Linked DNA regions of Mus musculus: regions 1, 2, 3, 4, 5 and 6 are each linked to region 7. Evidence: chromatin loops called from intact Hi-C (ENCODE). Cell type or tissue: heart. All regions are shown on one strand. Links, peaks and the distances in the headings refer to the core of each region. The heading gives the core; the rest is flanking DNA. Region 1 overlaps Daam2 (dishevelled associated activator of morphogenesis 2). Region 2 overlaps Kif6 (kinesin family member 6). Region 3 overlaps Kif6 (kinesin family member 6). Region 4 overlaps Kif6 (kinesin family member 6). Region 5 holds the start of Kif6 (kinesin family member 6). Region 6 overlaps Daam2 (dishevelled associated activator of morphogenesis 2). Region 7 overlaps Daam2 (dishevelled associated activator of morphogenesis 2).

The links. Peaks named below come from ENCODE experiments on the same cell type or tissue, not always from the same donor. Only the 100,000 strongest peaks of a DNase experiment are listed, where the experiment ranks them.
Region 1: it touches region 7 in a loop (2.2-fold over the local background); 3 of 42 quality-filtered maps call a loop at or near these places.
Region 2: a loop joins it to region 7, with 12 times the contacts of the local background. A loop is called at or near these places in 8 of 42 quality-filtered maps.
Region 3: it touches region 7 in a loop (3-fold over the local background); 6 of 42 quality-filtered maps call a loop at or near these places.
Region 4: it touches region 7 in a loop (9-fold over the local background); 18 of 42 quality-filtered maps call a loop at or near these places.
Region 5: it touches region 7 in a loop (2.6-fold over the local background); 8 of 42 quality-filtered maps call a loop at or near these places.
Region 6: a loop joins it to region 7, with 4 times the contacts of the local background. A loop is called at or near these places in 7 of 42 quality-filtered maps.

What each region holds. Positions count from the first base shown.
Region 1 is chr17:49,559,880-49,564,195 of GRCm38, reverse strand. The region is part of intron 1 of Daam2 (dishevelled associated activator of morphogenesis 2); the gene reads left to right. Among named protein-coding and RNA genes, the nearest start is that of Daam2, 2.3 kb to the left of the region's middle. In heart, for the core only: a CTCF peak has its summit at 1,980 (motif pointing left); no DNase peak of the experiment used is centred there; H3K4me3 peaks cover 1,769 bases; H3K27ac peaks cover 1,930 bases.
Region 2 is chr17:49,850,461-49,854,776 of GRCm38, reverse strand. The region is part of intron 15 of Kif6 (kinesin family member 6); the gene reads right to left. Among named protein-coding and RNA genes, the nearest start is that of Gm16555, 31 kb to the right of the region's middle. In heart, for the core only: a CTCF peak has its summit at 2,331 (motif pointing right); a DNase peak (open chromatin) is centred at 2,466; H3K27ac peaks cover 1,438 bases.
Region 3 is chr17:49,875,489-49,879,804 of GRCm38, reverse strand. All of the region lies in intron 16 of Kif6 (kinesin family member 6), which reads right to left. Among named protein-coding and RNA genes, the nearest start is that of Gm16555, 56 kb to the right of the region's middle. In heart, for the core only: no CTCF peak of the experiment used is centred there; no DNase peak of the experiment used is centred there; H3K27ac peaks cover 233 bases; H3K27me3 peaks cover 2,527 bases.
Region 4 is chr17:49,896,566-49,900,881 of GRCm38, reverse strand. The region is part of intron 19 of Kif6 (kinesin family member 6); the gene reads right to left. Among named protein-coding and RNA genes, the nearest start is that of Gm16555, 77 kb to the right of the region's middle. In heart, for the core only: CTCF peaks have their summits at 1,653 and 1,881 (motif pointing right); no DNase peak of the experiment used is centred there; H3K4me3 peaks cover 312 bases; H3K27ac peaks cover 306 bases; H3K27me3 peaks cover 1,578 bases.
Region 5 is chr17:49,613,269-49,617,584 of GRCm38, reverse strand. Kif6 (kinesin family member 6) reads right to left here and starts at 2,413. Exons shown (of 23, transcript NM_177052.3): 1 at 2,283-2,413. The coding sequence starts at 2,348. In heart, for the core only: no CTCF peak of the experiment used is centred there; a DNase peak (open chromatin) is centred at 2,544; H3K4me3 peaks cover 1,484 bases; H3K27ac peaks cover 1,416 bases.
Region 6 is chr17:49,528,796-49,533,111 of GRCm38, reverse strand. All of the region lies in intron 1 of Daam2 (dishevelled associated activator of morphogenesis 2), which reads left to right. Among named protein-coding and RNA genes, the nearest start is that of Gm52301, 22 kb to the left of the region's middle. In heart, for the core only: CTCF peaks have their summits at 1,300 and 2,678; a DNase peak (open chromatin) is centred at 1,231; H3K27ac peaks cover 179 bases.
Region 7 is chr17:49,465,819-49,470,134 of GRCm38, reverse strand. Daam2 (dishevelled associated activator of morphogenesis 2) reads left to right here. Exons shown (of 25, transcript NM_001379372.1): 18 at 369-475; 19 at 674-762. Among named protein-coding and RNA genes, the nearest start is that of Gm41595, 24 kb to the right of the region's middle. In heart, for the core only: no CTCF peak of the experiment used is centred there; a DNase peak (open chromatin) is centred at 1,734; H3K27ac peaks cover 497 bases.

The DNA of each region.
Region 1 (4,316 bases), core at 157-4,156, 94 kb before region 7:
CAGCACTGGAGACTTAGGCGCGGGGAGACATCAGGACACTTTTCTGCCGCTTTACTTTTCCCTGTTGCGTTGGCGTCGGAAAGGCAGCCCCTCCAGCAGCTGCCTGTTTTGTTCTGGAAAATGTTTGCAGAGACTCCGATCCTGGAGTGGGCTGTGTGTGCGTGCAGAGGGGGTGGAGTGAGGAGTGTGTGCATCGGGCCACTCACTGTACACGGCTTCGGAAAACTTTGGAAAACTTTTTAGCGGCTTTGCAATTAGACTCCTGATGGCTTGAGCGAAACGACATAGATAGCACCCCGCTCCCAGATGCTGACAACTTCTTCGGTGGCTACTTTGCCCATTTCGGTGTGTGCGTTCTGTTAGGTGGACTGAAGTCTTTCCAAGCCGACAGCTCCCACTTGTAGGCAGGGCCTTAACAAGGAGGATGGGCAGCCTAGTGGAGTGGCTCTTGTTCTTCAGATAGCGGGACCTTGGGCATGCCGAGAAGCATCAGGGAGATCAGGGAGAGAGAATCCCCAGGCTGTGGCCCTTGGCACCTGTGGGACAGTCCAAACTCTTGCTATGTTGGGGTCTAACCTTCGATGCACTGGGATTCTAACAACGCAGAAAGGATTTAGTGTGGCCACAGGTAACAGGGTGGGAGAGAAGGAGGAGGAGGAGAAGGGAGGGCAGGAGGAATATGATGGAGGAGAAGGGAGGAGAGGAGGAGGAGATGATAGTGCTGCTGGCTGCTATAGTCCTGTGTCCAGCTCTGTGTCAGGAGCAGGGTTGGATGTTTCTGCCCCATGTGCCCATAGTGGGCTAACTTCAGGTTCTCTGGGAGGGACACGGGCTGCAACACCCAAAACAAAATGTATACTGGTAACATAAAGAGACTTGTTTGAGCTGTGGGCAGAGGGAGGGGGCGGTAGGGGAGAGCAAGAGAGATTTTTATCAAAATTGAACACAGATTGCTGGAGTCTGGGCTTGGTTTAACCCTTCTCTCTCTCTGCCTTGGCTGCTTCTCTGCAGCCCTGGGGAGTGTGTGGCCAGTTCCTGGGATGGGGGGAGGGCAGCGTCCTCCCCCCACCCCAGGGGGGTTGTCTGGAAGTCCCCAGGGGCACGGAAGTCACTTTTCTGACTCTCAAGAGCTTTTCCAGTTTTGTGTTGTCCTTCTCTGTGTGGCATCTGTTTCTCAGGAGAGAATGAAGTTGTGCAGGGTTGTTTTGGGGGGGTGGCCACAGGGGTCCACCAACCAGAGAATACACAGTGTACAGTCCTGTGCATGTGTCTGTAGCAGGGATGACAAACAAGTGACGGAGAGAGAGCCTGGATTGGCAGCCATGCTGTCTCTGAAGTCTCTGGTTTTACATCTTGCAGTAGAGCCAACTAACAGTGTTTAGATGGGAGGGAGGAAGCCTGGACTCACCCTATGGTGGGGGGTGTGGGGAGAGAGAGAGAGAGAGAGAGAGAGAGAGAGAGAGAGAGAGAGAGAGAGAGAGAGAGAATGAACAGACCACGGGAAGGAAGGAAATCTGGAAATAAAAACAGAACCACAGGAAGTTGAGATTTGGGGAGGATTTTAAAAATTATACAAATTGACCCCCTGGGAAGTACCGGAAACGACTGAGCAGGCAGCCATGCCATGAAGTGTGTGCGTGGTGGTGATGTGAGACAGGGAAGAAGAGTGTGTCAGTGGTGGCTGGGTCTCTGTGGATGCGCACGGGGCTCGTGCTTACGCAGACATGACTGTGGTGTCAATTCTTGCCTTGGGCATGGAAGCATTTCTCCGATTTCTCCATCCACATTGTGAACTTCATCCTACCTCCTTCTTTTTTTTTTTTCTTTTAAAGCAACAACAACAAAACAACACAAAAACCCACACAAGGGCGCTATTATTGTCTCAGTCTCCTCTGAGGAGTTGTGCCCGCTCTAACCTGACTTAGTCCGGTTTTCAAAACTTCTCCAGATGCTGAAAGACTCAGGGAATACTTGTGCCCCCATCAGGACAGAAGAAGAAGAGACAACCCTCTGGCTTAAGCTGGGGAAGGTGGAGGCTGGGAGAGCAGGGCTCACAGCACAGCAAGCAGAGTCAGGGTGCTTTGTGTCTGGAGAGCTGTGGGAGGCAGAGGGCTTCACTGGGGACTCACTTTCTCTCCATGGTCCTGTTTCCCATACCCTGACCTCCAGGTTCTTTTGATTCAGTACAGGGAACGGTCCCCATCATTGGTCAGTCTTGGATTCAGAGAAATCTGATTATTAAGTAGGAGGGAACAGAAAGGAGCAAAGTTGGGGGGTCTTCGCTTTTGATCTTCCTGTGGCCAAGAGAAGTATTGAGCTCCTTCAACCCAAACACTTAAAGTAAAAGGTAATATTAATGTGCTATTAATATTCAAGAGCAGAGGGAATCCACAAGAGAATTCTCATCCCAATGTGTGTGATGCCCCAGTGTGTGACTCCTCAGAGAGCTCACAGTAAGGGGGAGCTCTTAGCGTTCTTCAGTCCCTAAGGTTTTTCCAGACCCATTTGTGGAATCTCCATCTTGCCCTCTAGATGACAGACACTTCACCGACCTCAGACTGGAGATGAATTTCCATACGAGATGAATTTCCATACCACCGACACTAGGCTGCCATCTCTGGCTTCTGCCCTCTCTGCAATCCACTCCATTCATTGCTTAGCAGAGACACATCTGAGGCATCCCTGAAGACCTCCAGGGGCAAACACACCTGGCAGAAAGAACATGGGGTGCCATTGGTTTGGTATCCATGACTATTTAGATGGAGACAGCCAGGGAGTGTTGAGGGTTCCAGCACTCAGCTATTGGTCCCAGAGGCAGCCTTCACAGTGGAAAGAGTGCTAATTCTCAAGCAGCCTGCTTTCAGCATGGACAGAGACTTGTGTGCGAATGAGTATCCTGGGGCATCCAGTCTTCCAGACTTTCACTTCCTCATCTGGAGAACAGATATAGGTACCATGATTAGGACAGAATTAGCATTTATGATACAAGACTAAGAACTGAACCAGGGATACTGTGGGCTCTTAATAAAGGGGATATTGTATTTTTTCAATATTCAGTGTTTCACTCTTCAGGAGCTTGAATTATTTGGGAAGAGGCATCTCACTGGAAGGTGATCTTATATTTCCCATGGTGTCAGACCAAAGGCTGGAGAGCCTGGTCCTCAGGTTATTTCTGCTTCCTGTAGGAAAGCTAGCTAGGGAGAGTGGCCCATGAGTGTGCCCAAGACTGATATCCCGATGGCGGAGGCAATGTGGAGATCTCTCTTTGAGTGAGCTGTTTAGAGAGGAAGAAATGAGATGGGTGGGCTGTGTATGTGGTATGTGTGGTTTGTGTGTGTGTATATGGTGTGTATGTGTGGGGGATGGTTCGTGGTTTGTGTGTGTATATGTGATGAGGTGCATGTGTATGTATCTGTGGTATGTGTGTATGTGTGTGTGGTTTGTGTGTGTATGATGTGTGTGTGGTCTGGTTTATGGTGTGTGTGTGTGTGTGTGTGGTGTGGTTTTGTATGTGGTTTTGTGTATATGGTGTCCATGTATGTATGTGTGTGCTGCATTGTGCTGCATGTACTGTGCTCTGTGTGTGTGTGTATGTGTGTGTATGTATGTATATGTAGTATGAGGTATATACGTGCATGCTTCTGTGTTTGTGGTGTTCTTGTGTGTGTGTGTTGTGGTTTATATGTATGTGTGTGTGTGGTGTGTACTGTGTTGGGGTCTTCTGAGTGCTGTGTATGCATCTTTGTGTGTGTATACTGTGTTGGGGTCTTCTGAGTGCTGTGTATGCATCTTTGTGTGTGTGTACTGTGTTGGGGTCTTCTGAGTGCTGTGTATGCATCTTTGTGTGTGTGTGTGTACTCTGTTGGGGTCTTCTGGGTGCTGTGTATGCATCTCTCTGTGTGTGTGTGTGTGTGTGTGTGTGTGTGTGTGTGTGTGTGTGTGTGTGAAAGGAAGGGGAGGATAACAAGGTAGAGCAGGTCAGCCAATCTTGTTTGACAAACTTTGGGGCCAAGGTTAGTTAGGCAGCCCCCACCCCCTCCGTGTGCAGAGCTACAGGATGGGAGCTTAAGCTCTAGAGGGTACGGGAGGGGGTGCCACATCATCCATGGGGTGACAACTCTGAAGGCTGAAGGGGCAGCTGCAGGGCCTCTTGGTTCATCCCAGAGCTTCTAAGTCATCCTTCAAGTTGACATTTAAGGCTTTGAAGATCACATTTGTTTTTGTTTTGCTGGAGCTTTCTCTTTAACCATGGCCTGGGATGATCTTTAAGCTTTTTAAGAGGCTCAGTCAGTGGCCAACTTCTCTTGAGATGGGCC
Region 2 (4,316 bases), core at 132-4,131, 380 kb before region 7:
CTTAACCCTAAGTAGCTATGTGTGCACTCAAGGTTGACGGTGAATTTGATGTGTCAACTTGGCTGGAGGTCGGTACCTAAATGCTTCATCCAACTTGTCTGTATTCTATTGAAATCAACAGACTTTGGGACTGGAGAGATGGCTTGGCAGGGATAACACCTGCTGTGCAAACATGAGGACTTGAATTTGGAGCTCCAGAATGTGTGTAAAAGCTATATGTGGCAGCATGTGTTTGTAAGTCCGGCATTAAAGGGGTGTGTGGAGGCAGAAGAGTCCCCAGAGCTTACTGGTTAGCCAACCTGGCTAAATCCATGAATTCTCGGTACAGTGTAAGCCATGTCCAAAAAAATCGAGAAAGACACCCAACATAGACCTCTGGTCTCCACATGAACATTCATTCATGTGCACACACACACACATATGCACACACAAATATGTGCACATATCATAACACAGAGACAAGTAAGCAGATGCACACAGATAGCCAGTCATGTACACATCACACACACACACACACACACACACACACACACACACACCACACATATACATACACCACACATACACACACACACACACACACCACACATATACATACACCACACACACACACACACACACACACACACACACACACACACACACACACACACACCACACACACACACATACACACACACCACACACATCAGACTTGGAATAAAGCTGATTACTTTCTTTAACTGGCAGTGGTCCTCACCTGATCAGTTGTCAGTTAACGACTTTAAAAAAAGAATGAGAAAATAGACCAAAATGCCCCAAAGGAGAAAAAATTCTGACTCTAGGCCGCCTCTGGACATGAACCGAACTCTGACACCTTTCTGGCCCTCCAGCCTGCAGGCCTGCCCTGCAGAAGTGAATTTTGCAGCCCCTACGATTTTGCAACCTCCTCTTTTAACCCTCTCCTTGTGTCCAGACATCCTCTTGCCTCTTGTTTCTCTGGAGAACATTTTATTATTGTTATTATTTTTACATCCTGACTCCAGTTTCCCTCCCTCCTCTCCTCCAGGCCCCCATCCTAGGTCAGGCTTCTCATGGATATCAACCAAACATGGTATATCAAGTTGCTGTAAGACTAGGCATATCCCTTTGTATTAAGGCTGGACAAGGCAACCCAGTAGGAGGAAAAAGGGTCCCAAAATCTTTCGAAAGAGTCAGAGACAGTCCCCATTCCCTTTGTTAGGAGTCCAAGGAGAGCAAGCTACACAACAGTAACATACACACAGAGGGCCTGTGTTAGTTTAGGCAGGCTCCCTGGTTGTCGTTTCAGTCTCTCTGTGAACCTTTATGAGACTCTTCCATGAGAGGGAGCCCACTCCTGACACCGCCTGGAGTGTCAGGTCACAGAGGCTGGATGCTCAGAGACTTAGGATAGAACCAAACATGACTGGCAAAAAAAATGTCAGTGAAATGATGCCTAATGATACTCTGCTATACTCATAGATTGGTGTCTAATCCGATGGTCATCTATCATCCGATGGAAACAGATGCAGAGACCCACAGGCAAACATTAGGCGGAGCTCAGGGAATCCTGTGGAAGAGGGGAGGGAGGATTGTGGGGGCCACAGGGCTCAAGGAGCCACAAGAAACCCTACAGAATCCAGAGAGCATTTTAATGCAGAGGCCTGCTCCTGTCAGTGCAGTTGCTTCAGCATCTGGGGAAAGGATGCTGGGATGCTGGGTGGGACTTACAGCCCGATCTTGGTCTCACTTTGCATTGGAGTGAAGGCAGTCACAACAATAGGCGAACTTAATGAGATGCCACGAGAAACAGTGACTTCTGCTGGCAACTGCACTCTGTTAACAAACTTTCTGAATAGGCCATAGATGGTTTTGCTTTTTTTTTTTCTTTAAAGGCAGGCCTTGGCTACTCTGGAACTTTCTACAACGACCAGGCTAGCTTTAAGGCACAGGGATCCATCTGTTTCTACCTCTGAGGGCTAGGATTTAAGTCCTATACCACCCTGCCTGGCCGAGTCCATAGTTTTGGAAAATGACTTATGCACCTTCTTGCCAGGGTTAGCGGTCCAGTATCAAGGAGAGAGTGGATATGTCAATAGATGCCTGGGCCCTCACTCCTGTGTGACACGAATCCATCTGGGGTCAGTTAGTGCCCCAAGGGCAGGGCAATGATGGCAGCTCTCCGTGAGCCCCACGCCACTCTCTGGGAGCCTTCTCACAGTTTTTGAGAAATCTGCTAGGCCTCATGAGATGTGGTGGCCAGGGACATTTAGGTTCTTAATCTTTGTAGTGGCTACCAGCAATGCCATCCCCAGAAGCCACTGTACCCAGCAGGTGGCAGCCCTTGCTGCATGGAAGTAGATACAGGAAGTCAGCGAGGGAAAGATTCCAGGCACAAACCCCAGGCTATTTTAGAGGACAGTCCTTTCGGGGACCAGCTGGGGACTTATTTTGAGATGAGTGAACTAATTTCCAGGGGCAAAGCCAGTAGGACTTTGGCCATGGTCTTTTGGGAATAAAAGGAAGGCCAGTTCTGGCTGCTGTGGACTGGCAAGGTCTGAGACATGTGGGAGTCATTGGGAGAAATTTCCTTCAGAGCTGTCACCTCTCCAGGAACAAGAACAGGGTGGCTTCCTGGGGCAAGAAGACCCTGCAAACTGGGAAGGGCACGGCATTCTCTCAAACACAGTTGAGATGATTATATTCCCAACTCGGGCCAAGCCTAACTCACAAAATGCTGAAGAAATGAAATCCTGTTAAATGTGTTCTTTTTCACCCTCCTTAAAAAATATCAAGAGCTAATGTTTTGCAGACAGCTCTCTACTGGCCACGCTGGCCAGGCCTCGTGGGGTCCAAAACCAACACACCTGATCCAGATTTGGTCCACAGCGTTAGGAGGCCAGGGAAGTGGCCAAAGAATTAACAGAGGAATCTCAGGATTGTTCCTTATCCCAGGGGGCATCCAGGGCTTCAACCTGAAATTGTTCTTGATTAGGAGTTGTGTGTAGTGAGGGATGGGTAGTGGGTTGTGCTGAGGGGAGAGAGATGGGGCAGGGAGAGACAGAGAGAAGAGAGACGGAGAGACACAGAGAGTCAGAGACACAGAAAGAGACAGAGACACAGAGAGACAGAGAGAGATGAGAGAAGGGAAAAGCTCACGGTCATCCCAGCCTCTTCTCTAGGGTTTAGAGTGTCCCTGGAGACAGACTGTCTGCTTTCTTCATGAATATTCAGAACCCTTCTCTTCATACCTGTGGGCATCAATGAGGAACATGATGACCTATTTCTAGTGAGAATGTTGTGTTGGGCCCTAGGATGATGCTTGTTGGATAGAATATGCTTGATGTAATGGCTCTCTGTACCACAGGAATGACTGGAATCTGCTTTTGATGGGCCATCAGATAAACGCTAATGGTCCTTTGTGGGGTGTTATTCTAACAATGTGGAGGAAGGGTGTCTTGTGGAATTGTTATTTGCCAGCTGGCTCTCCGGAAACCACCAACTACGCTGATATAAGGGGCAGGTGATGTGTGAGCTACAGCAGCTCAGATGACAGAATGGAGTATCTGGGTAGCAAGCAGGACCCTCATTCCTAACAGTGTCAAGCTACTGAGGACACTCTCACAGGGACCTGTTTGTGACTTCTCGGCTTACTTTAGTTCAGGTTCAGGCTGACACCTCTATATGGTTCTTCTTTCACTTTTGCATATCTAAGTAGTGATGGGGTGTGGAGAACAGCTATTCAGTTAATGTTAGTTTGCTTTCTTCCAGAAACAGATGTGGGTGATTCATTTGGAACACAGCTCCAGAAAACATGGATAAAGAGTATGGGCTACTGAAGCAGGGTAGATAGGCAGCCAATGAAGAGGGCAGCAGCAAGCCACCATCCTCATGGACAACTAGAGTTTCATTCCACCGGTGACAAACTTTACAGCTGTCACCCAGAAGAGGAGAACAGGAATGCATACACACCCACTTCTGGGCATCCTTGGTTGAGGAACCAGCACCAGCCTGCTCTATGTACTTCTCTTGGGAAGGCCAGCATATGCTCTGAGAGCATGGCAGTCACTGGCAGATGACACCATGCCAGTGAGTATACCTATTCCACTAAAGGGGCATGGATGGCTTTGTTTCAAGCTTCACCACAGTTCATATAGTCTCCTACAAAAGAGCGAACTCTCGGCCTGAAGTTAGTGAAGAGAGAAGCAGAGGAAACCAAATATTTTAGACAGTCTTGCCTAATTTCTTAGGGGCCTGGCTGGCGTGTTAGGAGTCTGGTTTGCTTTTAGCTTGGCAGTTGGCAGCCCCAAATTCTG
Region 3 (4,316 bases), core at 105-4,104, 410 kb before region 7:
AAGCCTCACTGAGACACTGGGAATTACACAAAGGGACACCATTGCTGGAGCTCACCTCTGCTCCACACTCTATACACCTCAGTGCCCCCCCTTTTCTTCCAATCACTAGTGCAGGTCTAAGTTCTCCATCACTAAACTGGATCTAGAACATGTATTGTGGATTCTGGTTTTCACTGGATAAACGCACCAGTCTGAGCTCATCTCTTTGCTGGCCTGCTGGGGACCGCTGAGCTTTCTGTTTAGTTGGTTGGCTTGTTTGTCTGTCACTGTGAGAGCAGTGCTGGGTTGAGTGCCTTCCTGGACTAGGCGCATTAGAAGATGTTCTAGGCTAGAAGATGAAGTAAAGAGGTTTGTGTTTTGTCTCCTGGGTGCTTGATGTCTTATTGATCCAAAGGAGCACATATGAGGTCTGAATTAGCAGGAAAGATGGCATTGGTAACTAGCCACTCCATCCTGAGGCTCCGTAGTGTTTCTACAAGGAAGCATAACTGTCGGTGATCAGATGAGGGGACTCCACCAGCCTTGCCAGTGCTGCTGACGGCTCAGAGCTCCAGTGGTGAGCGGGCTGTGCCTACTGCCTGGACATTCAGTTCCTTTTGTCTCCTGCTGCCACTGATTTGCTGAGCACCTGCTGTGTCCACTCCTATCACAGACACACATCACTTGGAAGGGAGGCCAGCTTATGGAGCATCTCCTTTTCTGTCTCCTGGGGACAAGCAAAGGGACGCTTGAGAGGACTGACAGATCGGGGTTACAGGCCTAGTGGATCACAGAGGTGTCTGCCAAACTTCTGGTCCTGCTCCTGAGGTGAGATGGTTAACTTCCTGTGCCAACTTGACTGGGCTAAGAGGTGAGGAATGTCCAGATAGCTTGTAAAATATCATTTGCTTGTGAATCTGTGAAAGTGTTCGCAAGTGGACTAAGAAAGGAAGAGCCATCCTCATCAAAGTGGGCTGTCACCATGGAATCCATTGAGGATGGGCTGTAGAGACATACAGGTCAGGCGGATTTGGGCTCTGTGAATCTGTCATCTTCCCATAGTCACGAGAGCTTCTAGTTCTCAGATATTAAAACTTAGGTCAGAACTCACACCACTGCTGCCCCTGGTTCTCAGCATTCTGATTTGGACTGGCACCATACCCACCTGTTTTCCTGAGCCCCCCGATTGCAGGACTGAAGATCGCATGACCCTTCTGCCTTTGCAATCAGTCCGGCATAATTAACCTGTTCCTATGCATCCGCCTCTACTCTCTTGCTCCGCTCTCCTGAGAGCCCTGACCGGTACACAGGGTGAGTGCCCTTCCCCTTGAGAGACACTGCAGCTCAAGACTGATGTTGGGTGGGACAGTCTTCATTCTCCACAGCCCTGGGAAGGACATCCAGATGAATGCAGGAGACTGAAGCCACAGTCTTCAACGGTGGGTAGGAAAGTGAGCTGGGGCCTTCTCACTCCTAGCCTTCCTCTTGAGCCTGGAAATTCAACTGTGGCACCCCAGTTACTCACTGTACCTCATCCTGTATTCTCACACACAGCGGTGGGCTTGAATCCACGCAAGTGGTGAGCCTTTGTAGCTGGTCTCAGAGAATTCCCTAACTTGGAACCTCTGAGATGCCATGTCATCTGTTGTCATGTAATTTCCTTTAGATTCTCTGAAATTCCAAGGAATTGACATCTCTCCCACGCGTTTCTGAGAGAACAGATGTTCTATAATTGATCCAAGCCCTCACGCGTGTCCACATCCAGTGGCATGCATCCCAAAGACAACTGCAGTCGTGGAGGTCACGCTCTGTTGCTGAGGAGCCGGAAAGAGCGAGAGCCATTAGTTCATGCCATGAGCCATCAATGAATGCAGTTAAGTCTCAGGGGCTGTGTTGGGTACTAGGCTATTAATTTGTACAAACACCTCATTTACAGATATTGGAATCCAGGCCCAGAGCCCCTTAGCTGCCTGGCACATTCGGAAGGCAAAATTGTAATGCTATAGATCTCACTGGTGGATCAACAGATGCTATGGGGACCCAGTGCTGTGTGCCAGTCACTTGCCTCAATGTTGAAGAAATATTCTGTGTCATCTTGACACAGGCTTGAACCATCGGAGAAGAAGGGCCTCTTAGATTTTCCTGTGGGCCAATCTGTGGGATGTTGTCTTGACTGTTAATTGAGGTAGGAACAGTCAGCGCAGGTGGGAGGTGATCTTGGGTTGGTTAAGAAGCAGGTTGAACATATCATGGGGAGCAAGCCAGGAGGCAAAGTTCCTTCATGGTATCTGCTTCAGTTTCTGCCTCTAGGCTCTGCCCCACAGTTACCTGACAAACTATAACAGGGCTGTTCACCCCTTCCTCTGTCTCTTGCCTTCTTGCTCCTGCTTTGTCCTCTTATCACTTACCCTCTCTCTCCCTATGCCTCTCCCCCTCTCTCTCCACATGCTCATGGCCAGCCTCTACCCCACCCCTCTCTCTACCTTTCTCTGTCTCTGCTCCCTACAATCCCCTTCCCATGCCCTGAATAAACTGTATTCTATACTATAGTGTCCTGTGGAAGGCCCCTCAGGAGGAAGGGATGTCTCAGCATGGGCCCGCTGAGGCATGCCCTTCCCCCACACCCGACTCCACCTCCACCAAGCATATTCCTTCTCTCTTTATTTTTATAAAACACAGCACTAGATTCCTAGCTTGAGCTGCTTTTCTGGATTCCCTTGGCTGTGGACTGTGATCTATAACGTGAGATAAACCCTCCCCTTCCCAAGATGCACTGGATATTACAGGATCAGCAAAACTAGCTAGAGATGCTCTGTGTAATGGTATGGGGATGAAAAGTGTCACATCCTAGAGGTATGTGCAGAGTAGAGACAACTCTTGAAAGGGCAGTGTGGACTGTCTAACTTGAGAGCTTTCAAGAAAGCCACAGGCAGGAGTTGTGTAAAATCTGTAGAACTTCCCACGGATACAAACTTAACAACAAATAGGCCCGTTGTTCTGTCTGAACTGGTCGTGGGGGGCATCTTGGAACCCTGATACTTGCCTGCTGGTCCTGCCCACTGTCACTAGTGGTCCTGGGGGTACCTTTACTACCTTGGTCTCTCAGAGTCCACTGAATCCACTGCTGGGAACCCCTTCATCTCTGTCTCAAGCAGTGGGCCTGATCCATGACTGTGAGCTACTGGTCTCACACCGTCAATCACGCTGAGCGCCCGGTGAGACCCAGGGAGTATCTGGGCTTGGTTTGTCTCTGATCTTCTTTTCAGATCTGTGGCAGACCCTGAGGATCTTAATCAAACGGGGCAAGCAAAAGCATCTGCTGTCTGAAGACAAACAGGAGCCACAAGAGGTCAGTGCAGGAGTTTCTTAAGGGAGCAGAGCTCTTGGAGGAAGAGCTGAGGGAAGTCAATAAGGTAGGACCCGGCCCAAGGAGGCCTTTCGACTTCCCAAGGCCCTCTGAGGGTGCCGGGGAGTCATCTTCAAAAGCACACCAGGCTGGTGATGATCCAAGGGCTCCTTATGTTGCCAAGGCTAGCAAGATAGGGGTGGGGCAGAGGGAAAAGGACCTGGAATAGTAGGATTTAGGGGCTCCTAGGTGTCTTTAGAACAGGCCAGTGGTGACGTTGGGTCTCTCATTACCATAAATACAAAAGAAACAGTAGACAAAGCAACTCCACAGCATCGGCAGACAGATGTCTTCAGAGGGTTGGGTCAAGGGAACATGCCTGGACATGTGCCTCTGATTGGCTGCCTCCCTCCGCCCCTCCCTCCCTAAAAGCCTCCCTGGGCTCTGGCATTTCTAAAGTTCTAATCACAGCTCTCGTTAGAATTTCGATCGATTGTGATCAGGATGTGATCTAGACCTTGATAGGATACGTGCTCCAGAGGAGAGGTGGGGTCTCGGTGGGCACATTACCCTCAGAAGACTCTCTCACTTTCATCAGCCCCACCCTGTGGCTGTCAGGAAGCAGGGTACCTGGATCCTATTATCCTGGCTGCTCACATAAACACTTTCTGTGAGTTATGCTTTAATGCCAGACCTCTCGCTTTTATGGAGGGTCGATACAAGAATCATCTGGTTGAACAACACTGGGATGTCTTTTGTAAAACTGCAGCTGAAGACATCACTCAGTGTCACTTGGTGTCCTTTACATGAGGATCCACACGATAAATTCTGCCTTGTGTTTAGTTTCAGGGAGAAATTCTATCTCTGCAGATAAATTAGTTAGTATGCTCCCTGCTGTCAGAAAATGGAAACTCAGGAATTCTGGGTGCTTCTTTCTGTTCTGCAGCTAGACAAGAGAGAACCAAATTTATCGCCTGTGTGTGTGTAATCT
Region 4 (4,316 bases), core at 225-4,224, 430 kb before region 7:
TCGGCTCAGGAAAGAATTTCAGGACTAGTCAGTTTATGAGGCAGAGATGTGGGTTCATAGATGCATTAAAAAAAGGCACGTGACTGGAGAATAAGTGTGTACCCAGGAACAGAGGTGTGGGCTGCGCAGGGAGGAGCCTCAGAACGTGAGCGGTGTCACATGTGGGTACCCTGTCCTCAAGAGAGGAGCACAGCCGACTGGCTTAGCATTAGCCATTTAAACCTTTCTGCGGCTCTGCAGTTATATCTCAAAAGATTGCTTGGAAATCACCGGAGCCTTTCCCTTCCTTTCTCCTCTGAGAAATGGGGATTATGGGATGGGTGAAGTGATAGTCGGATAAGGTGATAGCAGAGCCACTAGGGCTGCACAAGGGGTTTAGGACATGTCCTTTCCCTGTTTCTGTGAGAGTCCTAGGCATCGGGAGACTTATCTGGGAGGAGAGAGGCTGTAAGTGGTGGCTAACTGTTCTGGAGTCCTTGCCGTTCTGCTGGTAAGCCACATCCAACGGATTCTGGGGTGAGGACTTCTTTCCTCTGTTGTGTCCCTAACTTTTTTCCAGGTTTCAATCTTGTTTCAATTTAGTCCCTGCTGCGACCTGGACAGGAAGTGTCCATCCCCCTCAGAGATGTTCATGGCTGTCAGCTTTGGGGAAGAGACTGGATCCTGAGGGATCTGCCCTCATTCTCTGATGGATTCCCCATTTGATGGCATTATTAATAGACAGACGGTAGAGATCAGGAAGTGGGTCCAAGATGGAGGAAGTAGGTTACCAGCAGAGGCGGGAAGGGCATGGCTTTGGCTTCTAGTGTCTGTCTGTCTGTCTGTCTGTCTCTGCTTCCCAATCCTTCCTTGAGGCAAGCCCACATTGTCTCTCCTCAGTTCAGAGCAATTGGCTCCAGCTGACCTCAGTCTGTGAAACCTCTGAAAACATGGGACAGGATAAACCTTTCTTCGGTCAAGCTGTTTTGTCACAGCAAGGGAAAACTGAGACATGAGGCCTTTCTGTGGTCAGAGGAGGGCGCTATCATCCTCATCTTAAGAGATGTGAGCCGAGGTGGAGAGGGATTACAAAGCGGAGCCCTATGCTATCACACCTGGGAGGCCTCCATTGTGCTCCCAGCCGTCCTGACCCACTGACTGGCTCCTGGCTGCTGGTACCGAAGGCACCTTATCCCTTGACTGTACGGGTCCCCTGCATGGTCTCTGATGACCACTGCATGCTTGTGGATGCACGATCCACATCCAGTACCTTGCTGCCTGCAGTGTGCTCCTTGCCCACGACTCCTGGCTGCAGGATCTCCACATCCCTCTTGTGGAGGAGCACAGGAAGGTTGCCGTTTGCTCCCGGTCTCTCTAGGCTATCCTGCAATATGCTCTGCCATATGGACTTGGAGAGCCTCTGATCTTACGTTGGGATGCTCCACTGAAGAGTGTTGTCAGAGGTGAAAGGGGCTTGACATGTCAGAACCTTCATTTTATAGCTGGGCGACACTCAGGTAGGGAGGTGGGCCAGGGTGACAGACACGTGAGAGATAGCTTAGTAAGTCCACTGTCATCTCTCCAAGCCCTCGATCAGGCCCACAGCTTGCTTTCCCACATATGAGTTTGGCTAGTTGCCTAATGCCAACCGTCTGCTCTCCCACCTGACATGATGATGAGGCCTCTTTACCCTGGGGCTGTCTCCACAGGCTCAGGACTGTGAATCGGATAGACAGGAAGGAAAGCCAGAGTGTGTGGCTCCCAGCCCCCCCGCCCCTCACACCTCCGTGCTCATCCCCTAGCTGTCTAAAGTGTCTCTGTGGCACCCTAGAGGGGGAACGGGAGACTGGAGCTCCTCTTTGCTGGGGCTGATGTGGGGTACTGCAGGACCAGAGATGACCACAAGGTGGCAGACTCTGCACACGCTTCTTGAGTGAATGGCTGCCATAGTTTTGGGGTTTCTAGAGGAACCAGGAGGAAGCTGGGGAAAGCCTGGAATATGGAAAGAGGGGTTTCTTCCCACAGGTGCTACCTTCACAGCAGGTTAAGGGCAGTTTAGAAGCAGTAGTGGACCTGTGGGAATAAGCCACTGGCTGTCAAACGGCCCTCTCACGTGATGGACTCCCAGTTTAGCTTTCTTTAGCTGCCAGGGAATGTTCAGGGTGCCACATTGCTTAGGTCCAGGACCGAATAGTGGAGTGTGAGAGGTGAGCCAGACAACAGGGCGGAGGGATGTGACCACCAGGAAGAGAGCGGCAACCAGGGGCTCCTGTAGAGCTCAGCTGCCTGGTCTATCCTCTCAGGCGACTCAGGCAGGAGGATGGCACCCTGTGAAGTGTGGAGGGAAAGCACTCCCAGTTCCCGAGCTGCCCCCCACTCTGGGATACCACAGTTCAGATCTTCCTGCCTCTGTTTCCCAAGTGCTGGGGTTAAAGGTGTGCGCCACCAAGCCCAGCCCTACTAATTAACTATTAGTTACCATTAGTAAACATTGCACATTTAAGTGTCCTGGGTATATTTTGGGACAAGTTTCTTGTAACGTGTGCACTTTGCAAATATCCTCTGTTTTGTACATCCTTCTTTTTCTTTTTCTTTTCTTTCTTTCTTTTTTTTTTCTTTTTTGGTTTTTCGAGACAGGGTTTCTCTGTATAGCCCTGGCTGTCCTGGAACTCACTTTGTAGACCAGGCTGGCCTCGAACTCAGAAATCTGCCTGCCTCTGCCTCCCGAGTGCTGGGATTAAAGGCGTGCACCACCACGCCGGAGTCCTTTTATTTTTATTTCGTTGGTTCTTTATTTATTTGTGAGTGCGTGTTTGTCTGAGTGTATGCACACGTTTGTTTAAGGATGCCTGTGGAAGTCAGAAGATGGCATTGGATCCTGTGAAACTAGAGTTGCTGGTGTTTGTGAACAACCCAAAGTGGGTGCTGGGATCTGTGCCTGCAGCACAGAGCAGGGTGGCTTTTAACTGTCTAGCCATCTCTCCAGCCTAGTGGCATCTCTTAAGAATTTAATAAAGTTCCATTTACTGTCTTTTTCGTTTCTGAATTTACTGAATTTATTTTTAAAACATCCAGGCATCCCAACAAAACGCAGTTGTTTCTCTGTGGTGAGAGGTGGGCACTGTTTCCTGCAGCACAGTGCCACGGAAGCGTGGGCACTACAGCCTGGCATGATCTGGGAGGCCTGGGCGAATGTCAACCAGAACAATTTTTTTTAGGTAAGATTTTTTTTTAAATTAAAATATTAATTTTTCATTATGTATGTGTGTGTGTGTGCCCACAGAAGCCAGACCTGTGGGGTTTGCCTTTTCCTCTGGAGCTGGAGCTACCAGTGGGGTTGTGAAAGACCTGGGCTGGCTGCTTGGAACCAGACTCAGGACCTCTGCAAAGGCAGCGAGTGCTCTTAGCGGCTGAGCCATCTCTCCAGCCCCAAGAGTCTGGATTTGTAAAGACAGTTTCCGGAGACTTGCAAACGCAGCACAGACAGTCCCCAGGATGCCCTGCCCATTTCTGCAGCTGCTGCCCTCACCCAGCCAGCCCTGAACTCAAGGCCGCACACCTGAATGTGGCAGCTCTGAAGTTTTCCTTCTTTTGGCTGCAGCATAGTACCCAGGGCTCCACATTATCTGGAGCTGTCAAGTCGTCTTTGCCTCAGCTTGGCTTCAGGATGCTCAGACTTCCTGCCACTTTTGAGCTGTACCGGACAGGTATTTTGTAGAATGTCCCTTGCTGAGATTTGTGTGACATTTCCCTCAGGCTTCTACAGGCACTGTCTGACACCTTTTAAAAAAGTGTGTGTGTGCGTGTGCATGTGTGCCACAGCATTTGTGTGAAGGGCAGAGGACAACCTGCGGGAGGTGACTGTCTCCTTCCACCATGTGGGGCATTGGGATTAAATTGAGGTTGTCACAAAGATTCGTGGCAGTGCCTTTACCCCCTGAGCCATGCTGCCTGCCCCTGGCATCTTATTTATTCTTTTAATTTTTACAACTATCTAGTTATTTGCTTTCATTTTGTGTATGTGTGCTTTGTCCAAATGTGTATAAGTGCATGTACACATGAGTGCTGCCCTTGGAGATCAGAAGAGGGCATCAGATTCCCTGGGCTGGAGTATTAGATGGTTGTGAGCTGCCATGTGCTTGCTGGGAATTGAACCCGGGTCCTCTCCTAGTGCAGCAGCTACTCTTAATCTCTAGGACATGTCTCCTGCTCTCTTGTGTCTTTTTAAAAAGCTTCACTTCAGACTTCGAACAGGGGCGCTTGGTGTTCCTCAAGCTGGCCCCTTGATGGCAGAGATGGGTGCCCCACTCACATTGTCCCAACCTCTGACCTGGAAG
Region 5 (4,316 bases), core at 232-4,231, 150 kb before region 7:
CACCTGCTTTCTGACCACTAAGTAGCACAAAGGCTAAGGACCGACCAGAAGGTCAGTATTACATGTGCTTTCAAAGGTTTCTGTGATGGTGACTGAGGAGAGTCAGAGGCAAGCAAACCCAGGGGTTCCTCCCTATTGTTTCATTTCGCTTTCTTCCTTCCTTTCTTCCTCCCTCCCTCCCTCCCTCCCCTTCCTTCCTTCCTTCCTCCCTCCCTCCCTCCCTCCCTCCCTCCCTCCCCTCCCTTCCTTCCTTCCTTCCTTCCTTCCTTCCTTCCTTCCTTCCTTCCTTTCTTTTTCGAGACAGGGTTTCTCTGTGTAGCCCTGGCTGTCCTGGAACTCACTTTGTAGACCAGGCTGGCCTCGAACTCAGAAATCCGCCTGCCTCTGCCTCCCGAGTGCTGGGATTAAAGGCGTGCGCCACCACCGCCCTGCTTGTTTCTTTAAACATGGCTAATATTGGGCCTGTAGAGACGGCTCAGTGGTTAAGTGCACTTACTGTTCTTACAAGAAGGACCTGGGTTCAATTCCCAGCACCCAGGTGACAACTCAGACCATTTGTAACTCCAGTTCCAGGAAATCCAATGGTCTTTACTGGCCTCTGCAGGCACTGCATGCGTGTGGTACACATATGGACATGCAGTCAAAACTCTCCTACATATAAAATAAAAAGCAAGTTTTTAATGACTAATTTTTTTCTTTGGAGTCTTTTCCCATAACTTCTCCTGAATGTTTGTCATGAGATAAAGGGCCACTGCTGCTGCTGATGGCAGAGATATTATAATCTCTTTGTTTTAAGAATGTAAATTACCACCGGGCAGTGGTGGCGCACACCTTTAATCCCAGCACTCGGGAGGCAGAGGCAGGTGGATTTCTGAGTTCGAGGCCAGCCTGGTCTACAGTTTGAATTCCAGGACAGCCAGGGCTATACAGAGAAACCCTGTCTCAACAAACAAACAAACAAACAAACAAACAAACAAACAGAACGTAAATTACCAGAGACAGATTCTAAATTATAAGATGACATAATGTTACATGTTTACATACACACAACACTGAAACAGAATAGAGACAAAACATTGTTAACTGTACACTTATTCTACACATTTATAAATACGAACCAAATTGCCTGAATATTCACTTTGGGAGTCAGAAAAAGCGTGTGTGTGTGTGTGTGTGTGTGTGTGTGTGTGTGTGTGTGTGGTGTGGTGTGTGTGTTGGGGGGGTTGTTTGTTTTCTGAAGAGAAAATGTTATCTTCAAAAGCCTTAATGAAAACTAAACTCAGTGCCTTGCACCCCACAAATAAGAGGCAGGTTTGGATGGGAGAGGGAGAAAGATGAGTGGGGACATGGAGAGAGTTCAAAAGCAATTAAAGTTCTTGATACAGATGCAAAATTAACATTTCAAACTAAATGCAGGAGTAGTGGTGAACACCTTTAATCCCAGCGTTTCAGGGGCAGAGGAAGACAGATCTCTCTGAATTCAAGTTCAACCTGGCATAGTGAGACCCTGTCTCAAGACGAACAAACAAATTAAAATTAAAAGTCAGTTCCTGCTATTCACAAGCTGGGCACCCTGGCCATTTTACTTAACCTGTCACACAGTGTCCTCATGTGTAAAATGAGGACATTGACAAGAGTCCCCAGCAGAGGACCAGAAATAAGCCAGAAAAGTCAACTGGGGAGTGGTGGTTTCTCCAAACAGCAGCTGTGACCATGCTCACTCTGGAGGCAGAGAGGGAACGCCTATCTTCACCACCTTGGCAAACTTCTGGATTTCGTACACACCTCAAGAAGGCTGATCAGTGCTTTTCGGGGAGTGGAACATGTTTCTTGTGTGGGGACACATGGCACACTTAACAATGAATGCACGTCGAAACAACAACAAAGCGAAACAAAGGAAAACCCCTAACAGCAAAGCAGTTAGGTAAGAAAACCAGCAGGCCACGAAGTCAAGTGTGTGCACGTTTCTGAAATTGTGTAATCCTGCTAGGAGGGTGCATCACAATACTTGCCCACTGGTCGCCCTACTGGGGACAGGTCAGCCCCTGTTGGGAGCTCCGTGTGCAGGGCTGGGAGGCAGTGATCCAGAAGAGTGCAAGAAATACAGAGCAGGTGAGTGTGCAAACATGTCCACGTGCACGAGTGTGCTAGAGTGTGCTCACGTGTACGGGGCGCGGGGCTGAGGTTGTGGGCGGGCTCCGTCCTCCCTCGGGGCTGCAGTGTGCGTGACCGCCCCGCGCCGACTGCCCCACACGACCCACACCCGGCCCGATGGTCCGTACCCCTTGCTGCTGCTTCCGCACGGTGGGCTTCACCCTAGCGAAAATCTGGATCGTCTGCTTCACCATCACCAGCGGAGACTCCGCACTGACCCTTGACCTTTCCGAGTCCGGACCACCTAAAACTTCCTATTCCCACCTCCCGCAGACACCGCTGCCCTAGCAACAGTAACCAAAGATGCTACCCAAGCAGCACCGCGGCCCCGGGTTCCCGCCTCCTATCCCTAATTGGTCGTGGACTAAAAGGAGGGGCTGAGGGGCGGGACCGAGCAGGGATCGCCGCGCATGTCCGTGGGAGATGCTCTTGGGATGTGGGTTAAAGAGTTTGCAAGCCCGAGTGTGTCTATTTCCTTAACAAGTCCTTCCGCATTCCTTAACTCCTGTACGTCTCTCTGAAGTCAGTCTGCCGTTTATCACGCATTGCAGAAATGACCTTTTTTGGTTGAGATTCCCAAGCTGCTCTGAGTTCACTGGGAAACCATTGTGTGATAAAGCAGGTTCTCAACAGAAAAATCCCAGCCCGAGGGCAAGGGCAGTGCTGAGCTCCCTGTGAAGAGACTGGTTCCCATGTGAAACGTCTGGAAATGATGAGTTCCTGGGAGACAGCCTCCGAAAGCGTGCCCAGCCTCTACTCACCAGGAAAATGCAAATTAAAACCAAACTGCAATGTGACACAGACTGATAGTGGCTGAAAACTTTGTGATATACGTACATATGCATATACATGCACATATATACATATACATGTATACATGGGACATATATGTGTGTGACATATATCATATACATACATATACACACATATATGTACACATGTGTGTGTAGGGGGGGACAATACCAGGTGCCAATGAAGATGGAGGCGGGGGAGGGAGATGAATCACCCTTGGTTCACTGGTGAAGTGGGTAGTATAAAATACTACAACCGCATTGAAAAAAGGAAGTTTGGCTATTTTTTTTTTTGTTGTTGTTGGTCTTAAACAGGATCGCACAGTGTAGTCTATAATGATCCCCACCTCACCATCCTTTTCCATCAGAATCCCAAGTTCTGAGGGCACCTTCATTTCCTTCTTCAATTTGTCTGGGTTTTGCTTTTGGTTTTTGTTTTCCCAGAGAACGGAAGGTACAGCTACTTTGAGACCCACCAGCTGCACTTTGGGGACATTTAACCCAGAGAAATGAAAACTTGTGTTCACAAGAAAACCTGTGTGCGTTTTCTTAATTGGCGATAGTCCCAACCTACAGGCAAAGCAGAAGTCCTTAGAAAACCGTTTTAAAATGAATGAACCATTGATAATATGCAATAGCCTGAATGAACCCCCAGAATTAAAACAAAATCAGAAGTTAAATATTGAATGAGTCTCTTTATGTAACATTCTCTGCACATATATATGCAGAGTCAAAACAAGGGAGGGATTTCACAGTACCAAGTGTTGGCACAGATGCAGAATATCTAGAACTCCAGTTGTAAGTAAGACAAGATGCACCCAACACTTAAAAAAAAAAACAGCCTTAGAGTTTCTTATAAAGTTAAGCATACCCACATCACATGGTCCAAAACAAAAGCACAGACACCTCGAGAGGAATTTTCATGGCAGCCTCACTAACAATCACCCAAAACTAGACGCAAAATCTTCTGTCCTTACAGACAAACAGCTGGTGCAGTCTGTTCAGTAAGAGTGGACTCCCGGTACCTATAGCTACGGCTCAAATGTTTTATGTCCAGAGAAGGATGATGCCAGCATCCACAGTTACATGCCGTCTAATGCCATATATACGATGTCCTAGATAAAGGAAACCCCTAAGGATCAAAACAGATGAATGCTTGCCAAGGCTGGAGTAGGAAGTGGAGTGGACTGCAAAGGAGCATGGGAGTGCCTGGAGTGAGTGTGTCTGTGAGGGGCTTCTGAGAGGGTTAGCTGAAGACCTCTCTGAGTGCAGGAAACATCCAATCCTGAACTGAACGGAAGTGGAAAGAAGAAAGTGAGATGGATACCAGCATCCATCTTTGTCTTCTTCCTGATCTTTCCAGATGTGAGC
Region 6 (4,316 bases), core at 227-4,226, 63 kb before region 7:
GTGAAACACCTACTCCAACAGGGCCACACCCTGGGCTGATCATATACAAACCATCACAAAATCTGTATAGATTTACTTAATAAAATCAGCCTACACAGTGGTGGCTGACTGGAGACCCATAGATGGCTACGTTGAAGCTTTGGTAACCTGCCTTATTCCAAGTCTTCCAATTAGAATGCTGATCCAGTGTAAAAGTCCCCTTGTAGCAACATCTGGACCCGTGTTTGACCCACGTCTGGGCCTATGCATAGCCAAATTGACACACAAAATGAACCATCACAATTTCCAACTTCTACTCTTAGTTTATGGAGCAGAATTAGTCATATGGCTGGACTCAGCTACAAATTAGTCAGGACGTTCTGTCAGCTTGGTGCCTGAACCAAGACTTTATGACTAAGCACCAATAACCAGCATAGACAACTGAACACATTTTGTTAGGTGGGGATGAGGGGACATAGCCATCCGCAGTCTTCGGTGGTATTACCTTCAGCACTTTCTGCTAAGCCAATGTGGAACTCAGCATAGACTTAGATGCACGGGCCCATGTCTTAGGGAGAGCTGCAGGAAGGGATCTGTGAGTCTGTGGCCTGGCCTCCTGGAGGACCAAACACAAATACTGCCATTGAAACCTTCCTCTGCTTTCTATTTGTTAGTTTTTAAATGTGTATGTATGGGTATGTGCATATGTGCACGCATACATTTCACATGCCAGTGGAGGCCAAAGGTTAAGGTACCTTCCTTAAACTTCTTCCAACTTTTTTTTTGAGACAGTGTTTCAGTGAACTTGAGCTTATCCATTCTGCTAGACTAACTAACCAGAGAGCTCTAAGCATCCTCCTGTCTCTGCCTCCTTAGCAACCAGAATTACAGACACAGTTGACTTACATAGCTCATATGTGTGTCTGGGGGATTTGAACTCAGGTCCTCATGCTTGTGGGGCAAGTATGTTACTTACTCATCTGGATCCCCAGGTCTGTCACTGTTCTTTGCATTATCCCATGTTTTCTCTATCTGGTGCTGCATTTGGAATCATCTATACCACTTCTGCCACGAAAGAACCTCCTGCTAATTGATGGAGTTCTGTGACTCCCTTTTAATATCGTCCCAGTCTGTTGTGTCCTTTTTGGATGCAGGGCCAGCTGTCCTTTTGCCACCATCTCATTCTGAGTTTTTGACAAGTCCCTTCCCAGGCTGGGCTCTGGTTTTCCTGGCTCTCTCAAGTGGAGCTGATGCACAACATTCTCGGAAGTCCCTTCTGGTGCTGGCATCGTGTACAGTTGCTCCACACCCTCTCCCAGTGGCAACGCTGCGCACAACTGCCTGCTTGGGTCCAGCTGGAGTTTGGTGACAAAATTTTCCTCCAGGAGGCTTGAAGGATCCTTCTGGGCTCTGCATCAGGCACTAGCAAAGAGATTCTGTGCTACATATCAGCTGGGAAGCTTCATCTCAGCCTGATGTACTTCTGCCTGGCTAAAAGGGAAGCTCACAGCCAAGCTAGGGAGGCATGCAGAGGGCAGGGGCCAGGGATCAGAACAGCCTGGTCTAGCTACAAACAAGGGCAGAGAGCCTAGTCAGCTCTTTGAAGTGCTTTAGCTAAACCAAAGGCCAAAGTCGCAAGGACCCAGACACTGTATCCACCCCTATAACATTTGTATCTGTTGATTCTGATACCTTTCTAAGGCAGCCTGTTAGGAAGTTCAAAAGAGTAACTTTAAGAGTAACTGCTGAAAATATATATGTTCAAACAACAATAACGATGACTGCTACTATTATTATTATAAATTATTTTTATTGTTATTATTACCATCATATTTGCCTTACGCCACAAATTCCTGGTGCTGGATAGATGTCTGGCATAGAAGAGTGTATGGACATGAAATTAATTAAAATCTAGAGTGATGTCAGTTGTAACAGCAAACTCTGGATGTTGCCTTCATCAGTTCAAGTTGCTATAATAAATTGCCAAGGCGGTGACCTTAACAAGCATGCATGGGAGCCCAATTGGCAGGGGGCTGCCAATCTGATATCTGGCGAGGGTTGGTTTCCCAGTTCATTGGTAGCTGTCTTCATACTGTGTCCTTACATGGTACAGTAGCTCTCTGAGATCTCTCTCAGAGGGACATTAATTCCATCTGTGATGGCTCAGCCTTTGAGATCCACTCACCTCCCAAGGCCTTGTCTCTGAGTGAAATCATATTGGGAACTAAGATGAATTTGAGGAAGCCACAGACATTCAGACCACAGTGCACGGCAAAGCCTGGGGCACTGGAGAAGGGAACAGTTGGTTCCTTGTAGTGGGCAGAAGGCTCTATCGTGGCAGGGCTTATCCAGCCTGGTTTTGAAATTGCCCATGTTCTTGAAGGAAGAAGACTGAGTAACCCTGGCAGGCTTGAAATCTCTGATCCTCTTATTGCTGAGTGGGATGTAAAGGAAAGCTGGGAGCAGGGTGGGGTGGGGTGGAGTGGAGTGTAGATAAGATGTTGATGAAGGGTCTCAAACAGCTTAAAGAATGTAGAAAACTAAAAATTCAAATTAGTGAGTTGATACTTTTTATAAAAGCTTTTCATGTCTATTTTGTCTGAAAGCAAATGTGCTTGTTTTAATTTTATTTAAAACCTGCCTCTAGGGGTGGTAGAGAGCTGCTTCAGTGCTATGCGTGCTGCTCTTGCACAGGACCTAAGTTTGGTTTACAGCAGCATTGTTGGGTGGTTCAGTCACCTATAAGTCCGATTCCAAGGGATCAGATGCCCTCTTCTGGCCTTTGTGGGAACTGCACTCAAGAACAGACAGGCACATGCACACACACATGCAAACGGGGGGGGGGGGGGGGGAGAGATACACTTTTTTAAAAAGTCTGAAAACTTGTCTTAAGACCCTTAGGAGAGGAGACTGAAGGCAGCTAGACATTATGATGGAGCAGGGGCTTTTCTTTCACTTAGAATTCACATACTGTCTGCCTCCATCTTCTCTGCCTGATCTCTGCGTTGTTTGAGATACTCGGACAGGAGATATGAGGTGAAACTTTTAGGGTTTTTTTTTCTCTTTATAGAGAATAACTCCCCCTTATCAAATGTAGGTCATGCAGACTATTACAAAGAAGGGGGACAAACTAAAACAAAATAAAGCCAGTTCCATCTTCCATACAGGGTGGGTTTGACTACTGGAGGGTGGGGCATTTCCTTCCAGTGGGCATTGGCAAGCAGGCCCCCTGTGTTGACGGTCACCTGTTCTGAAGCTTAAGCTAATCCTAATGTTTGAGGATGGACATGGGAAGGCTTCCTTGGACTCGTCTAAGACAATGAAAGGCTGACCCCCATCCAGTCTAATCTGGACCTTGACACACTCATTGTCCAAGAGACAGCAATCTACTCTGCTGGGAACCACAGCAACAGTGCCTGGAGGGACTGGTCAGTTCCTACCTTACTTCCTGCCTATAGTGAGCCACTTGGGTTTGCTCTGGGCTATCACATTGCTCTCTAGGTGGGTCCAGTCCTGCACTAAAGCTGGCCTTCACAAAGGGATCTTCCACCTCCACATCCTGTAGTCTGGAGGGCAGATAAGCTTCTCACCTTAGGGACCAGGCTCCTCTCCTCTGTGTGTGTGTGTGTGTGTGTGTGTGTGTGTGTGTGTGTGTGTGTGTGTAAGGCCCAGTGCTGCCCCAGCACTTTCCCCTGAAGGTCGCTGTCTCATCTTCCCTCACTCTTTCTCTCCTTCCAACCTTTCTTCTTTCCCTTGCCCCCTTCCCTTCCCTTTCTTTACTTTCCCTCATTCTCATTTCTTTCCCAGTCCTTCCTTTCTTTCTTATTTCCTTCCTTTCCCTCCCTCCCTCCCTCCCTGCCTGCCTCCTTTCCTCCCTCTCTTTCCTAATTTCCCCTACCCCTCTTCCTTTCCCTTCCTTCCTTTATTCCTTGTGTCTTGCTCATCCAGAATGTTTCAGGAAGACTGTCTCTTTAAGAGAGGCAGCTATGATCTATGCACTCTGAGATTCTGATAGTCAGTCCTGCTTCTCCTGCTGAGCTCTGTTGGGTTGCAACTGGGATCCTCCTGAGCTCAATCTGGGTTCAAAATGTCTAGAGGAAAGAGTCACTTCCAATGATCTGCACGCCCCCGGGAGTCCGTGCCCCCAGGACTCCCTGCCTGAAGCCTTTTGGTAGCTGGGCCTTGGCTTTGGGCCATGGAAGGCTCTTTGTTGATGGTTGAGGTCTGGACCTCAGAAAAGGACATTGGATGTGTTCCGGTGAGTGTGAAAGAAACTTGCTGCCTCCTGCCCCTCGACTGTGGATTTCAGGATGCAGATCTGGGGTTTGTTGTGATTC
Region 7 (4,316 bases), core at 95-4,094:
GGGGACCTGATCCCCTCCTCTGTTCCCCACAGGCACTGCACAAACATGCATTTACATACTCGGGTAAAATACCCAAGCTCACTACGTAGCCAGGCTGACCTCCAAACTGATGGGTAGAACAGGTTGGCCTCAATTTGCTAGGTAACTCAGGCTTACCTGGAAGTTGGTATATAGATGAGGTTGGCCTTCAACTTGTTATGTAACCTAAGCTACCCTCAAAGTTTGGTATGTAGCCCAGGCTGGCCCTGAATCCTCCTGCCTCAGCAGGCCCCTCCTCATACTGAGCAGAGGCAGTGCATGAACGTCTCTATGTTGAATGGACTGTGCATCCATCTGCTTCCCGTATGACTCGCGCCCGCTCTTTGCAGCTTCTCAAGTTCATCCCCGAGAAGAGCGACATTGATCTCCTAGAAGAGCACAAACATGAGATTGAGAGGATGGCGCGTGCAGATCGCTTCCTCTATGAAATGAGCAGGTCAGTTGGGAACGGGGCACGGCAGGAAAGAGGAGGTTCAGGGCCCAGCTCTGACAGTAGGGCACCAGGTATAGCAGGAGAAATGGGATTCAGGCAGCAGCTCTGGCCAAGGAAAGGGAGGGAAGAATAGCCCAAGAAAAATCTGGGGCTACCTTGGAGCCATGGGCTCACCTGTGACTTTGTCCACCCTGTCCACAGGATCGACCATTACCAGCAACGGCTACAGGCCCTGTTCTTCAAGAAGAAGTTCCAGGAACGCCTGGCTGAGGCCAAGCCCAAAGTAGAAGGTAGGGCTGGAGCCTGCAGTGCACACCTGGAGAGTGGACGTATCTGGGGATTGATCGATGGGGCAGAGGGAAATATCTGCCTTCCCCTAACCCCAGAGAGGTGCCCAAATCAAGTGTAACATGTAAAACTATGACATTTAGATTTTTCATCAGGGTTTCATGTGGTCTAGGCTTCCAGCTTACTAGGTAGCTGAGGCTGGCCTTGAACTCCTAATCTTCCTGCCTCTGCTTTCCAAGTGATGGGACTATAGGAGGGTGCACACCACCAGCTTGGAACTATAATTATTATAGAGAAATGTTCTTGTCTAGGTTGGCTTACATGCCAATCACATGATGCTTTCCTTTGCCCTGGGATTGGCTCCCAAGAGGTGTGTGTGTGTGTGTGTGTGTGTGTGTGTGTGTGTGTGTGTAAATAGGAATATAGCCAGCATCCTTCTTGGGGCCTGGCATGCCCAGAGTCATCCATTCTGTCCTACTTAAGAAGCACTAGGTTCACAAACTCAACTGGCATGTCTGCTTAAATGTGAGCTCATCGGGAGGTCCCTAGAGGTGTCTGGGGGATACAGACCTCCTCTATCACCATTGCCATTTCTGAGATCCTTGAGGAATGCTGTAGCAGTGTAGATGTTTGCTGTCTTTCCAATTGATACCCTTCCTCCTGTCCCCTAGTCACTCACTGTGTCAGAGAGTATATCCTTGGGGCTGCCTGTGAGGACAACAGAGGAGCAGGGCTCAGGAAGTGGTGGGAACACTGGAGGGCAGGATGGTAGACAGATATGTGCACCTAGCAAGGCAGAAGCAGGAGAAACTGATCGGGGGCTCACTTGGAGTAAGGACAAGACTTACAGGGCAGAACAAAACACAACAAACAAACAAAACAAGAGACTGTCTGGGAGGCTCAGGGTATCAGGCTAGGTGTATAGCAGAACATAGGCGCCCCCTGCTGGGGCATAGCAGGACATAGGCGCCCCCTGTTGGACATTCTCGGAGATGCCTAGTTCAGAGAGCAGGCTGGGGCTTTCTCAAAGGCTGCCTTGGGATTTCTGCAGTAGGAGTTTGTAGAGATAAAGAAAGCAGTGTTTGGCATGTACACACAGATGCATGCAACAAGGGACCTGCAGATTGTAATAAAGAATAGATCAATCATCTCTGTGGCATCTTCTTGCCCCGGTGGTGGGCAAGGCCTTATTATCATCTATACCCTCTTTTTGCTGCAAGCATTAAGGCTAGGGTGTGGGTGGTTCACTAATTATGCATCTCAAGTCAAGCAAATGTGTGTGGTGGCCATTTGGAACTATGGAACCAGAGTAGCTTAGGCACTGGAAAGGTTTCGTCTTAGACTGTTCGTTACTCGAAGGAGCAAGTACCTAAACTCTAAGACTCAGCCAGGATGGGCCATAAAGTGTCTTTAATATCAAGCTGCACGGAGAAAGACATGCTGGAGAGAACAAAATATTTGGGGGATATCAAACTTCTATAGCTGAGATCCAAAAGACATCTGTCCACTAGGGATGGCTGCTATCCTTGAAGGGCTGGGGAGCGGTGCCTGAAGGCATACACACATAAGCCATGTGAGGAGTTGAGCTTCTAGGTCTCTCAGAAGTATTCCTGAAGTAGCTAAGACAGAGCCCACCTCAGCTGGGTGCTGAGCTACTGACACCCACCTCTCGTCCCCCAGATGGGGCTCCGGGGGAAGTTGCTTCAATGTGGTTTTCCGGGTTTGACAAATTTCCCAATTCCCCTTTGAATATATTCTCCCTATGAATACATTCAATGCTGAGCACACCAAAATCACCAATTCTCATTACAAGTAGATGCACTAAATATAGCCTGGGTGAATGTGCCGGCAAGTGTAATATCTTTATGAATGCATTCATGCACGCATTATTCTTGCGAATGTCTGAAATGTCAGCTCTGCAGATGGGAGTTTTCTCATCTCCTGATTTCCTCTCAACTCTTATCATTTTCTGTTTTGCCAACATTTTTAGCATTTTTTAAAGGCTATCCCTTTGTAGATTTTTCAAACAGCTCATCAACCTTAGAAAAACTATCCCCAGCCGTGTAAAATTGCAGAGGAATTTTTGCAAGTAGGTTTTATTTACTTTTTTTTTTTTTTTTTGGAAAATGAACTTTTTTATTGAAATATGGCACACACCGACTATAACTGTTCATTCTAGGTGATTCGTAAGTCTCTCCCCTTCCTGTCCGTGTAATCAACTCAGGTCAAGAAGCTGAATGTGCTCAGGCTCTGTCTGTGTTTCCCTTCCCATCCTTTGCTTGTGAGATTCCACCGTAACGGCTGAGCCGTTCATCAGCCAAGCCCCCTCCCCCTGACCCCTGATCCGGGATCTCTCTACATAGCCTGACTGTCCTCAAACCTACTATGTAGGCCAAGCTGGTATCAAACTCACAGAGACTCTCCTGCCTCGGCCTCCCAAGTGCGTGGGCGGATTAAAGGCATGAGCCGCCGCCACCTGGCTCCAGCTCTTCTTTATGTCCTCCTTCCAAACATTCAAATAATGTCACCCTCCAAGGGAAGCTTTTCTCACTCCACTTCAGAGATAGCTTGATGTCTGGATGAGCCTTTCTATTTTGAATTTTCTATAAATGGAATGGTGTTTTATGAGTGATTTTTCCATTGCTTTTTTTTTTCGGTTTATGCCTTAAGAATCCACCCCCCCCCCCCAAGGTGGTGGTGGCTGTTGAGCTAGGCAATGTGTGCCTTAGCATTTGCTAGGACCCCAGTGACAAATAGCTCCCCCTTGGGAGTGTGAGGGGACTGCAAAGCAGTCCCACTGGAAGGTCTGAGCCCAGTATGGATGCTGGCATCCCCATGGCTGTATAAACGGAGCCCCTTCCCAAATCTTCTCCAGTTTATATACTCTAGGTCCCCATACCCTGCCCCCAGACCTCAAGGTCATGCAACAATTAGGTCAAAATTACACACAGGCATCTGGGGGCATGGATAGATACATGAATGGGAGTTCCAGGACCCTGGCTGCTCCCTCCTCCTGTGTGGGAGCACCAACAGTCAATAAATCCAGTGGGGACTATCATTCACAAGCAACTATCACTAAACTGAAGACAGTGGTCTTGGGGGACTTGGAGGTTAGTGCTGTACAACAGCTTAGCATTCTGGGTTTGGATTCTCCCTAGAGCTACATGTGGAGGGTGGATATTCAGTTTTCAGCGCTGCATTTTATTCCACTACAAGGCAATTTACGCGTTCTGGTTTGTAGTTTTGAAAACACTGGGCTGGGAGAGCTGGGGAGACGGCAAATTGGTAAAAGGCTTGCAGTATAAGCATGAGGACCTGACTCCAGAACTCACATTTCCAAATCCTGAGAGCTGGGCTTGGTGGCACACCTGTAACCCAGTGCAGTGGATGCTGATTGACAGATCCCCGAGGCTCCCAGGCCAGCTAGCCTAGCTGAAGGGGCAAGGTTCATGTTCAAGAGGAAAGGTGTCTCAAAAACAAGGTGGAGGGTGATTGAGGAAGACACACCTCATGTCAGTCTCCAGCCTCTATATGAACGCTCACACATGTACACACA